Linked DNA regions of Mus musculus: region 2 is linked to region 1. A link is a contact called in ENCODE POLR2A ChIA-PET data. All regions are on one chromosome and are shown on one strand. The core of a region is the stretch at or near the end of the contact, and the rest is flanking DNA. Distances in the headings are between cores, read along the strand shown.

Region 1 (5,768 bases), core at 569-3,068:
CTAAAGTAGCCTGGTGACACACTGAACAATCTAACAATCTGACGCAAAAACACCTTCCCCAAACAAAACCGACACAGAAAGAAGACCCTCTGGAAGCTGTGCCTTAAGGGTTCCTCTGTGTCCTGTAGGACCGGCTTGTCCTCAGCCCTGCTTGTGTAGAAGGCTGAGTTTTCTCTTTCACAGCCTCAAGTACAACTGGCACAGGCAGGATGGGCTTCTGACCACTCCTTACCGAGGCTGCTCTCGACCCCTCCCTCTCTCTGCTTCTACTCCCTTCTGGAAAACAAGTTAAGTGTTTGAGTGTCTTCACTGTGTCCTGGAACGTGCTGCGAGAAGAAGGTTCTGTATCATGTCTACTCCAACTGAAGAATAACCCTAGTATACAACAGTAAATGTCACACTCGACACATTTCCAAAACCTGCAGACCTGGTAGTAACTCGGAGTGTTACCGAATGTGACTGGAGGCAAGGCTGCCAGCCAACGTCAGTCTAAATAGCATGCCATCGTCTCAGTGAAAGAGGGCATCTTCCAGAACTTTGCTAAGTCTCAAATCTGAGAAGGCCTCGAAGGCAGAAAGCATTATTTTGAAACACAAAAGAAGAGAATTCTTAACAGGTAGGATATTTGAGGAAAGAGCAAGAAATTCTATCAGACCAGGAAGTACACCCTGCCAGCTCCCATGACCCTTTTTACTCCTGGGGCCATCAGACTTTCTGAAAACAACAGAAGGTGGAAAGAATTAAATGACAAGTAAGAGACATAAACACTGCCAAGTGATTTGGGTTTTAGCCAAGAGCTGACAACGTCAGAAAATATTTTTGCTGAAGCTTGAGCATTTCAAAGTCATACACTGTGACTGACAGAGGAGTTTAGAACTCAATTTTAATTCAGCGTTGTCAGGGCGAGGTAGGATGGAAATAAATAAATAAAAAAAATAAGTCTTAGGATTTGCTTTTCTTCTTATTTTTTTTTTATTCAGCAAAGCATACACTTAAAAAAATACATAAAATCACCAAATAAGAGGGAAAAAAAAAAAAAAAAAAAAAGAACCAGACCAAACAGCAAACATGGCACAACCATAAGTGAAACATACCTAAATCCTCCTCCAGGAGTGTATTTTGTTTCTCAATTACAGTTTGTAGGGCGTCACAGAAACTAATAGACTTGGTGATGTTTGCACGCCTGAAGATTCTAAGTGAGTATTTAGGGAGTGTATTTATTTGAAATAAGGAACCTTGAATTAGAAAACCATGAATGGCTTGTAGAATGCAGCTTACTAAATTAAGACTTTGCTCATATAAACTAGAGTAATCTCACCCTTGGGAAGTCGAAAAATATATATCTTCTCCATTTCCACAGAGAGCGAGCTGTAGTTAGTTTTCATCATGGGTGGGACTGGAGGAACCCCCGCTCTCTTCAGCTCGTGGTGGGTCATGTCCCCTCTGGCTCTCTCCAGCTGGTGATGGGTCATGTCCCCTCTGGCTTGGAATTGCTGGAAGCACCCGGTTTGTTCTCAGGGGTTCTCCAGATAGAACTGGAAAGGAGAAGGGGGAAGGGAGAAAGTGAGAGACGTTTTGAGATTTGCTTCTGCTAGAGGCTCTCAGGGGATGATTCAGGAGAATCCTGTGATTTCGTCAAGCACTGGATTCTAAGAAGCCAGTGGTGATGGGAACTAGACTAAGGAGAAAAGCCATGTGCTCTTGTCTAATCAAGCTTACAACACACCAACATCAGGGATTTGGGGAATGCGCAAATACAAGATTGCAGCAGCCTTGATCCAACAGGCTCTAGCTGTGTGTGCCTGTCTGAGCAGTTCTCTGGGGTGGAGCATCTGTGAATGCTCAAGTTAGCACATGGCTCTGAACAAGCCTGGAGACATTTGCTCTCATGCAAACCCCCAAAAGGCTCTCAGGTTTCTTTGGGAAAGAGCTGGGCTTGCTCTACTTCTTCTGCACTCAGCAGAATCGATTAGGTATCTTTGTCTTGTCTCCTGGAATTTAATTGTGAAAGCCTCTCTGACTTCTTCAGGCCACCTTCAAGTCCAGGCCAATTAAAGGAGGGTACTGGCCTGAGTTTCCCCCAATGAGAAACATTGGCACCGCTCAGAACCCTCACTGTGTGCAGTAAGGGAAGGGGTCAAGTGTGTCCAGGAGGAATCCTGGCTTCCCACTTCTAACTCCTTCTCTGCACAATTGGCTTCAGCTCTGGGTTTTCATTGCCATGAAAAATGACCCAGCACTTCCCCATAGCTCACTGTTGTGCTGTATAGAGTTCTCACACTCTTGGTTGGCCCCATTCAAAGTTTAGCCTGGGGTAGAAAGGGCAACTTGCCTAGTGACTCCGTGTAAATAAACATGCCAAGTGTCTTAGGTGTGTAAGTATGTCGTCTCACTTAACCCCTTGACGGTCTCATTATGCTGATGTTACTGGTGCAGCTACACAGGGCAAAGAGTTAGGAGCTTGTCTGAAATTGTTAGGCCAGTTCCAAAATGATCTAATTCGCCGTCGAATGCAGAGGCTGTGTGTGTGTGTGTGTGTGTGTGTGTGTGTGTTAAACAGGGCAGTATTGTGTACAAAGAAGAAACTAAGTTGGCATCTAGTAAATGCTGCTTGTTTCATGAGGCAGCTGATTCTCTATCCATTAGAGATTTTCTTTTGTTAGACGTTATCTATATAGCCCAGGCTGGACTTGAACTAGCTATGTAGCATAGGCTGGCCTCACTTTCTCTGTCTTCTTGCTTCAGCCTTTTGACTACAAGCATGAGCCACCATGCTTAGCCTCTGGCTTTTGCTCCTGGTTGTTCTCTCTGCTACCTAAGTGATACTGGAAAAGTCCTTTCTGAACTTAGTTTTCCTGCCTGTGTAATGGGAATAGTGGTAAAACCTACCTCCTAATATGGATGTAAGGATATATAAACTCATAGTTCTAGGTGTTTGGGGCTCCTAAAATAAACATAGCAGGAGATATTTGGGCTCATTCAGTTTGAAGGTTTCTGGCCTAAGAGAGTATATTTTACATAAAACAGTGTGACATAAATTAATAAAGCTAACTAATGAAGGCAGAAGAACTATGCGTGCTGGATAGGCAGCTAGTCCTGCATTTGGGAGGCTGAAGCAGGAGAATTGAGAATTTCAGGTCAGATTGGACTGGCAGACAGTGAGACCATGTCTCAAACAAAATAGAACAAACCCAAACCAAACCAATCAAACACTTCCCTTCAGCTTAGGAGTGTTTGGGCTGGATCCCACACGGTAAGGGAATCGGTCACCTTCAGAGCCCTGCCCCTGCCCCACCCCCTTTTGAGACTTGTTTCCTGTAGCACAGGCAGCTCTCAAATCCCATCATTAGACATCCAAGACTGGGCTTGAACTTCTTGTCCTCCTGAGTGCTGGAATGAAAGCCATGTCCCAACACATCCAGCTTAAAGTACATTCTTAAAGACATTAGATAATACATGGCCAAATAAGCTCCTGCTATTGTGTTTGTATTTCAAACAAAATTCCCTGAAGTGGGGGAGATTATTTATTTATTTATTTATTTATTTATTTATTCATTATTTATTAAGTAGGCATTACCAACTTCAAGGTCCTATTAGGGGATTTCCTCTGTGCACAAGTATTGGCACCCGATGGCCTTTTGACAAATAATTAGAAACTGAACCACCAATGAGCTTGTCTAGACGGATACCACTTGTGGAGAGAGCTGGGGAGGGGCTCCCTCCGGTCCTTACATTTTTGGTCTGGCAGAGGTGCAAGGCTGTTCCGAGTGAAGGGGAGATCTCTGATTTTAGGTCTGTTTGGGGAGAGATGCTGAAGAGCTTGTCCTGGGAACAAACACATACCTGTTAATCACTCAAGACTTGACCAAAAGCAATTTATAAAGCCCGATGGACACCAGAAGGTGCTTACAAACCAAACAAAACACTTTTTATTAAATTTGCACACCTACAGGGAATGTCTCCAGGGGGAAGGTGGGGTTTTTGTTTTACCTTTTTTAAATTTTAGGGTGTGTGTGTGTGTGTGTGTGTGTGTGTGTGTGTGTGTGTGTGTGTGTGCTGCATGTACTCATGAGTGAGTGTGCAGTGAACTTTTAAGCACTAGTGTCTTAGGCATGGGCTACTCACTTTACTTGGCCTCTGGCTTTGCCCCCCCCCCCCCACTGTGTTACACCTACCTAAGTGATCTTTTTATCATGTAGATCCTGAGGCTAGCACTCAGGTTAGAAGACTTGATAACAAAGCACCCTTACTCACTGAGCAGTCAGCACCCCCACCCACTGAGCAGTCAGCACCCTCACCCACTGAGCAGTCAGCACCCTTACCCACTGAGCTTCCAGCACCCTCACCCACTGAGCAGTCAGCACCCTTACCCACTGAGCAGTCAGCACCCCCACCCACTGAGCAGTCAGCACCCTCACCCACTGAGCAGTCAGCACCCTTACCCACTGAGCTTCCAGCACCCTCACCCACTGAGCAGTCAGCACCCTTACCCACTGAGCAGTCAGCACCCCCACCCACTGAGCAGTCAGCAGCACCCTTACCCACTGAGCAGTCAGCACCCTTATCCACTGAGCTTTCAGCACCCTTACCCACTGAGCAGTCAGCACCCTCACCCACTGAGCAGTCAGCACCCTCACCTACTGAGCAGTCAGCACCCTTACCCACTGAGCAATCAGCACCCTTACCCACTGAGCAATCAGCACCCTCACCTACTGAGCAGTCAGCACCCTCACCCACTGAGCAGTCAGCACCCCCACCCACTGAGCAGTCAGCAGCACCCTTACCCACTGAGCAGTCAGCACCCTTATCCACTGAGCTTTCAGCACCCTTACCCACTGAGCAGTCAGCACCCTCACCCACTGAGCAGTCAGCACCCTCACCCACTGAGCAGTCAGCACCCTCACCCACTGAGCAGTCAGCACCCCCACCCACTGAGCAGTCAGCAGCACCCTTACCCACTGAGCAGTCAGCACCCTTATCCACTGAGCTTTCAGCACCCTTACCCACTGAGCAGTCAGCACCCTCACCCACTGAGCAGTCAGCACCCTCACCCACTGAGCAGTTAGCACCCTCACCCACTGAGCAGTCAGCACCCTTACCCACTGAGCAATCAGCACCCTCACCTACTGAGCAGTCAGCACCCTCACCCACTGAGCAGTCAGCACCCTCACCCACTGAGCAGACAACACTCTTACCCACTGAGCAGTCAGCACCCTTACACCCTTACCCACTGAGCAGACAGCACCCTTACCCACTGAGCAGTCAGCACCCTCACCCACTGAGCAGACAGCACCCTTACCCACTGAGCAGTCAGCACCCTCACCCACTGAGCAGACAGCACCCTTACCCACTGAGCAGTCAGCACCCTTACCCACTGAGCAGTCAGCACCCTCACCTACTGAGCAGTCAGCACCCTCACCCACTGAGCAGTCAGCACCCTCACCCACTGAGCAGACAACACTCTTACCCACTGAGCAGTCAGCACCCTTACACCCTTACCCACTGAGCAGATAGCACCCTTACCCACTGAGCAGTCAGCACCCTCACCCACTGAGCAGACAGCACCCTTACCCACTGAGCAGTCAGCACCCTCACCCACTGAGCAGACAGCACCCTTACCCGCTGAGCAGTCAGCACCCTTACTCAACCGAGCTGTCTGGCCATACCCAGAAGTCATTTTTAAGTTGAACTAATTTAAATAAAATGTCATAAACAAGCACAATTGGTCACGTCTGAGGGCTAAACTTCTAAAACTTTGAAGTTGGTAG
Region 2 (5,964 bases), core at 2,180-4,679, 81 kb before region 1:
TGTTCAACTTTATTTAAAAATACCAGCCGGGCGTGGTGGGTGGCTCACGCCTTTAATCCCAGCACTCAGGAGGCGGAGGCAGGCGGATGTCTGAGTTTGAGGCCAGCCTGGTCTACAAAGTGAGTTCCAGGTCAGCCAGGGCTACACAGAGAAGCCCTGTCTCGAAAAACCAACCAAAAAAAAAAAAAAAAACAAAAAACAAAAAAACAAAAAACAAAACAAAAAACCAATAATAGAGAGGACAGCATAGTTGACAAAGCTCTTGCTTACAATGTGGAAAGGCCCTTTCACAATGTTCCACCCCCAGCCCACCACATAAATAAAACTCTATGCTTAGATGTCTTTCTCTCAAACCATCATGCTATTATTCGGGAGAAAATTACAAGCAAGTTGGCTTTTTATTCCAATTATGCTGAAATGACTCTTTTCGTTTTCCAACTGCAAAGCAAATATTTAAGCTCCTCATTTTGCGTGGCCTCAGCATCAGGTCTTACCTTTCACAGTTCCCAGGGCAGCCACATCTAGAGGGTGAGCTCAGGTTACCACAAACCTCCAGCACACCTTCTTGATGGGAGTGTGTGCCTGTACCCGGGCTATAGTTTGCTTCTACGGTGCCAGTGCCCTGCTGACTCTGCCTTGTTCCACTGTTTATAACCCAAACGGACATCTCTTCTGTGGGATTTCCCCCACATTCACAGACATCTGTGTTCCCAGGGCCCTTTCAGAGTTCCCTAAGAGGATTCACCGTGTAGCACTGGAGTTACACAACTTCACATGCTGAGACTCTTGAGGCACTTAGGGAACAACTAAAAGAACGTTTAGTTTGCACATGTATGTCCGTATGTAAGTGCTACTGACAGAGAATGTGCGTGTATGCAGCCTGAAGGTGCACCCAGGGCCTGGCACATGCTAGGCATGCACTCGACTACTGGCTACATTCCCAGCGTAAACATGAGCTTTAAAACACCTAATATAGTCACTTTACTCTGCCATTCATATATTCGGTATGAAAAAGAACGTATTACAGTTAAGGGCTCAGACAGAGCTCAGGAAATCTATGTATAAATATAGAATCTGATAATAACGTGTTCGCCTTTGTATAAAAGGGGCGAGTAAGACCTACTATTTAATAAGGCTTTGAAGGGCACATGAACATAAGCCAAATGTTCTGTGACTGACATACCAAGTTGCCTAAGCAGTAGATAGTAAACTGAATATATTGTGGTAACGGCACATGGTAGTCCTTTACTTTGTCCCATGGTCCCGTTCTAGCCGCAGTTCTACATCCGGATTTCGATCTCTCTAGTTTCCTCTTTACCCAAACCTTAACCAGGTTCCCAGGCTGACCTCTGGGAACCCCACTGAATATTTCAATTCCAATCCCTAAACACCCACAGTACTTTCTGTATCACTCATTATTTCATTGAAACTACTCCCGTATCCGAGTAGTTTTTCACACAGTTTGTTTACCCGATTTTGTAAACTGAAAAACCTAGGTGCTATCTCAGGCATCTTTTATAAATTCCAGAGCAGGCTGAATGCTTACTAAAATCATCTCACCAGAAACCTCACCTGTGATCAATCCACGTTTGCAATCAAAGATGAGGAGAAAGCTTTAAGAACTTCCTGCTTCCTTAGCAGACAAGTTGCAAATGTACCAGGGCCAGGTGAAGCAAATGTGTGGCAAAATGACACCTGAGATCACTTCCAGGGAAAACCCCTTCCTGCTCCCACTGCAGGGTTGTGGACAACACTCAACTCCCCAGACCAAACTGTAGGAATGCGATAAGAGATCCATCAACACAACAGTTTGTAGGCACAGGCTTTGGAGCCATGTTTTTTGAGCCTGTTCCCTTTTCTAGAAGGTAGATATTGTAACACCCACTTCATAGGTATATAATAATCAGTATTCATTCTAGCACTGAACTGAAATGCCACATTCTCTTAGGAAAAACTATTTCAAAATGAAAACACAAAGTCATAAATAAAACAGAACAAAATGCCCAGTTACATAAGAATGTTGCTTTAAATGAGCGGGTAACAGTATTTGTAATATTCTAAATCACTAATGCCAACAATACAAATTTCTACTATAAAGTTTATCCTTAGCTGACCTTTCCCCCACTGTAATTTTTTCTCTCTCTTTCTCTTGTGAGTAGAAGCAAATGAACACACACACACCCCACCCCCAGAAACCTGTGGAAAACAGAATTTAACCGACTAGCAGATTAGTCCTACAAATGTAGCATTCCAGATCAGAGCTCAAAAATAATTCCCAATGATAAATATAAACACAAACTTGGAAAATTAAGACGATGACGATCATCCCCTGATAATGTGTCAGTAATTTCAAATTAAGAGTCGTTCCAACTGGAAGCTGGCAGTCAGTCAGTCACACACGGTCTAAAAGAGTTTGTTTACAACACTGACCAGACCAAAGATTTTTCAGAAGATTCGCGCTGACATTCCAGCACTCACTGACTACTTTTAAGCAGTACAGCTGCTGTAATGTCCAATAACTATACAAATTAAGCCAAAACGAGTTTCTTCTTAATGGAAAAATGACAAGAACAGAAGTGGACCAAGCCCTTTATATTATGTTTGCTTTGAGTTTCTGAATTTTGGTTGTTCATCCAAAAGAGAGCCCCCTGCCAGCTGGAGAAGGGGACACGTTTACGCTTAGGGGAGGAGGTGAAAATCTAAAGACCGATGATGGGCTTGCTCTCGGGATGTAAAGGCACGCGGGATTTATTAGGAAGGGTACGGACCGAAGGGAAAGTTAATATTTATAAACACTGGACTTTCATTAACGCCTAAATGTTAAGATGTCTGGGTGAAAAGTTCGCTCTGGATTAAGAAACATCAAGAGCAGGGAACGGTAGCATTTCACGGGACACAGAAGACCACACTTTCTAGGGCCATGTCCAGAGTAGGATCAGGGAGCACGGCACGGGAACTGGAAGAACGCAGGACGCGGTCACCCAGGACGCGCGATCCCGAGAGGACTTTGGGGCGGGGGCTTCGGAACTGTGCGTCAGGAACGCGGCTGGAGAAGGCGGGTGACAACATCAGGGAAGTCGGAGCCCGGAGCGGGGAGGGAAGGAATGCGGGGATTCCCAGGCCAGCCCGACCAGCTCCGGGCGTGCGCTCGGCGCCGGTCCAGCCCGGCCCCGCTGGGCCTCGGGTGCCAGGTGGCGGCCGCTCCAGGCAACCCGCACCCTCCCGCGCCGGGGCCCTGTTCTTCTCACCTTCCGGACGCGAGCCTCGCCGCTCCTGAGCGTCCCTCAGCCCCGCGGATCCCGGCCCACACCACCGGTCCCTCAGCGGAGCCGCAGCCCGGATGGCTCGAAGCTCTGGCCTCCCGACCGCACACGCCACCCTCCGTCCGCCGCTGACCCGGGCTCTCCTAGCTCCGCCCCCCACGGCCCCGCCCCCCGGAGCCAGAGACCGCGAGCTCATTGGCTCTGGTCAGTCTCGGAGCGCGCGGCCATTGGCTCCGGGTCGCCGGAGACGAAGGGGCGGGACTGCAGGCCTCTGCGATTCCCGTAACGCGGCTCCCGGCGTCCGGGATTCCGGAGGCTGAGCCTGGTCGCCTTTCCTAGACTAGATCGAAGGCTTCCCCGCCGCACTTGGGTGGGTGGCCGGAACGGAAAGTTCCATTTTCTCTAGGGTAATGGGTCGCGGACAGCAACCCAGGTGCCTCCCGCGACCCCTCTCCCCGGACCTCGGCTGTCTCCCTGGGCTGTCTTCCCCAGAGGGCCTGCGAGCCTCCGGCGACTGCTAGGAGGCCCTTGGGACTCTGGAGGCAAGGGAACTCCCTGGGGACAGGGCAGGACTTAGTGGCCCTGACTGTACTCGCCCATAGTGACCGCTTCGGACCCAGGCTTAAGTAAACGAACCTTGCTACTGTGCAATTTTTGTTGTTGTTAGTAAATGAGTTTGGGTGTCATTGATTGATCCGTGAACTGGTGACCTGCCAAGAAACTGTTATCTTTTTGCGGTTTGAGTCGCCTGATGTGTGATTAGAAATACCAAGGAAAAACCTATTTCATTGTAATCCACCACCCTTCCCTTGATTGGAAAACGACCTTAAGGCTGCAATGTGCGTGAGTGCACGTGTGTGATGTGTGTATGTGTGTAGTGTGTATACAAGCAAGTTGAGAAACTTAAAAGATAAGGGATGTGTAACTGTAAAGAAACACTCCAATTTGCATTGGTTATCTTTTACTGAGCACGGAGCCCGCCCTTGGAGTGCAATTGATATAATATATAATCAGTGTAACTCCACTGATGGAAATTGATTTTCTCATTCCCAACATCTACCTTTTGTTTTGCTCTAAAGGAGACAAATGACAGGAAGCTGGACGGATGGAGGGGTGTGTGGGAGAAGTTGAGGGAACAGCAAAAAAAAAAAAAAAATCTGGTAAAAATATACTGTATACAATTCCCAATAAAAAACTTTTAAAAGTGAAGAAATGACTCAAAAAAAAAAAAAAAGAGAGAAGGCTAGAGACTTTTGGAAGAAAGGCTAACATAATGATTTGCAGAGCAAACAAATACCCATTAATTAGTCATTGTAAAGTTCTTTGTTATATTGACAATTCAGATGAGATCAAATGGATCAAACTGCAGTCTTGCTCTCTGCCCCTCCCTCCCCCTTTTCTTGCCTCTGTTGCATCTCTATACCCCCAGCTCTGAATTATGACCCCTTAGCTGTTGGTCAGCTAGTTTGAAAAAACACTGCCAAGGGCCTGGCTAAAAGAGTCTCAAACACACTAGTGGTTGATGTGCTGAAGCTAAAGATGTGTTTGTCTCTTGCTCAGGGTGTGACAAGATCGAATGGAGGGAAAAGACTTGTAAGGGCCTTTGTTCAATTGAAGACCTTACAAAGGTGCTTAGTAGGTCTGCTGAACGACTATTTAAATGCAAATCCTACGGTTGTTACTTCCCATTGCTGTGACCTTGGAAAAGTCTTGAGTTTCTTCATCTGCAAAATGAGGAGGACGGTTCTGACCTGCTAAGTTGCAAGAATGAACTTATTTAAAACAGCGAGAGGGTTTGACGCACTGTTCAGTAAATATCAGGTGTCCTCGAATGACTCCTCTGCCATCGCACCTCAGTAGACCTTTCTGCATTACAGCATTTATTTAAAAGTTTGTTTATCTGAGGTGGTTGTGGATAGAAGGAGGTGAATGTTTTATAATGGATTCACCTGCCTTGGACCATGGGTGGGGAATCCGAAGGCCTATACTGCCTCTCTCGCATACATGACTTATCACTTTGTCTGTATTGGCTCAGCTCAAGCCTTGCCACACAGCAACTCACACTTTGTGAGAGTGATTAAAATCCTGAGCAAAGGGACTGGAGAGATGGCTCAGCAGTTAAAACGCCTGATGCTCTTGCGGAGGACCCAGGTTCAATTCCCACCACCCATCTCAGGTGGCTCACAGCCAATGTAAGTTCAGTTCCAGGGAATCCAACAATCCTCTTCTGATCTCCAGGGACCCCTGCACATACATGGTGCACATAAACTCACAAAGGCACACACAAACATGAAAAGAAAAAGAAAACCAACAACTTTGACAAACAATCCTAAACAGAAAAGATAAATCAATGCTTGATGAAGAATTTTCAGAACTGCAAGACACTAAGAAGGACGCACCCACTCTGTGGAAGTTGCTTGATTTTCCAGACCCCTCTATAGAATATTGGTCCGGAAATAACCCCTTTCTAGTTAAGAGTTAATCACTAGAAATCCCCATTGAACATTGCAATGTATGGGTTTTTGTTTTGTTTTGTTTTGTTTCCCGTTGTAACATCTTGTTGGTTCTAAATATGGTTGATAATAAGTACCAGTTGGTGGAAGAGCGTATAGGGAGAAGACTGGGTAGAGGAGTGTCATATGCCCCACCTTCCTTCTGTGAGTAGGACAGGTGAGCAAAACTAATGACACATGCTCTAGGA

Evidence for each region. ChIA-PET counts read pairs that join two places held with the same protein, here RNA polymerase II (POLR2A).
Region 2: POLR2A ChIA-PET joins it to region 1 with 18 read pairs in Patski. The contact joins the promoter of Il6st here to the enhancer-like site in region 1. POLR2A ChIA-PET finds 5 or more read pairs at or near these places in 3 of 5 experiments (Patski and embryonic stem cell).

The regions. Positions count from the first base shown.
Region 1 is chr13:112,379,186-112,384,953 of GRCm38, reverse strand. Ankrd55 (ankyrin repeat domain 55) reads right to left here. Exons shown (of 11, transcript NM_029898.3): 10 at 3,733-3,825; 11 at 952-1,535. The coding sequence ends at 1,375. Among named protein-coding and RNA genes, the nearest start is that of Gm48837, 17 kb to the right of the region's middle. Within about 2 kb of position 1,818, at least 1 of the 3 ENCODE cell types and tissues checked has a DNase peak (open chromatin) inside an H3K27ac peak, as active enhancers do.
Region 2 is chr13:112,461,535-112,467,498 of GRCm38, reverse strand. Il6st (interleukin 6 signal transducer) reads right to left here and starts at 3,429. Exons shown (of 17, transcript NM_010560.3): 1 at 3,249-3,429.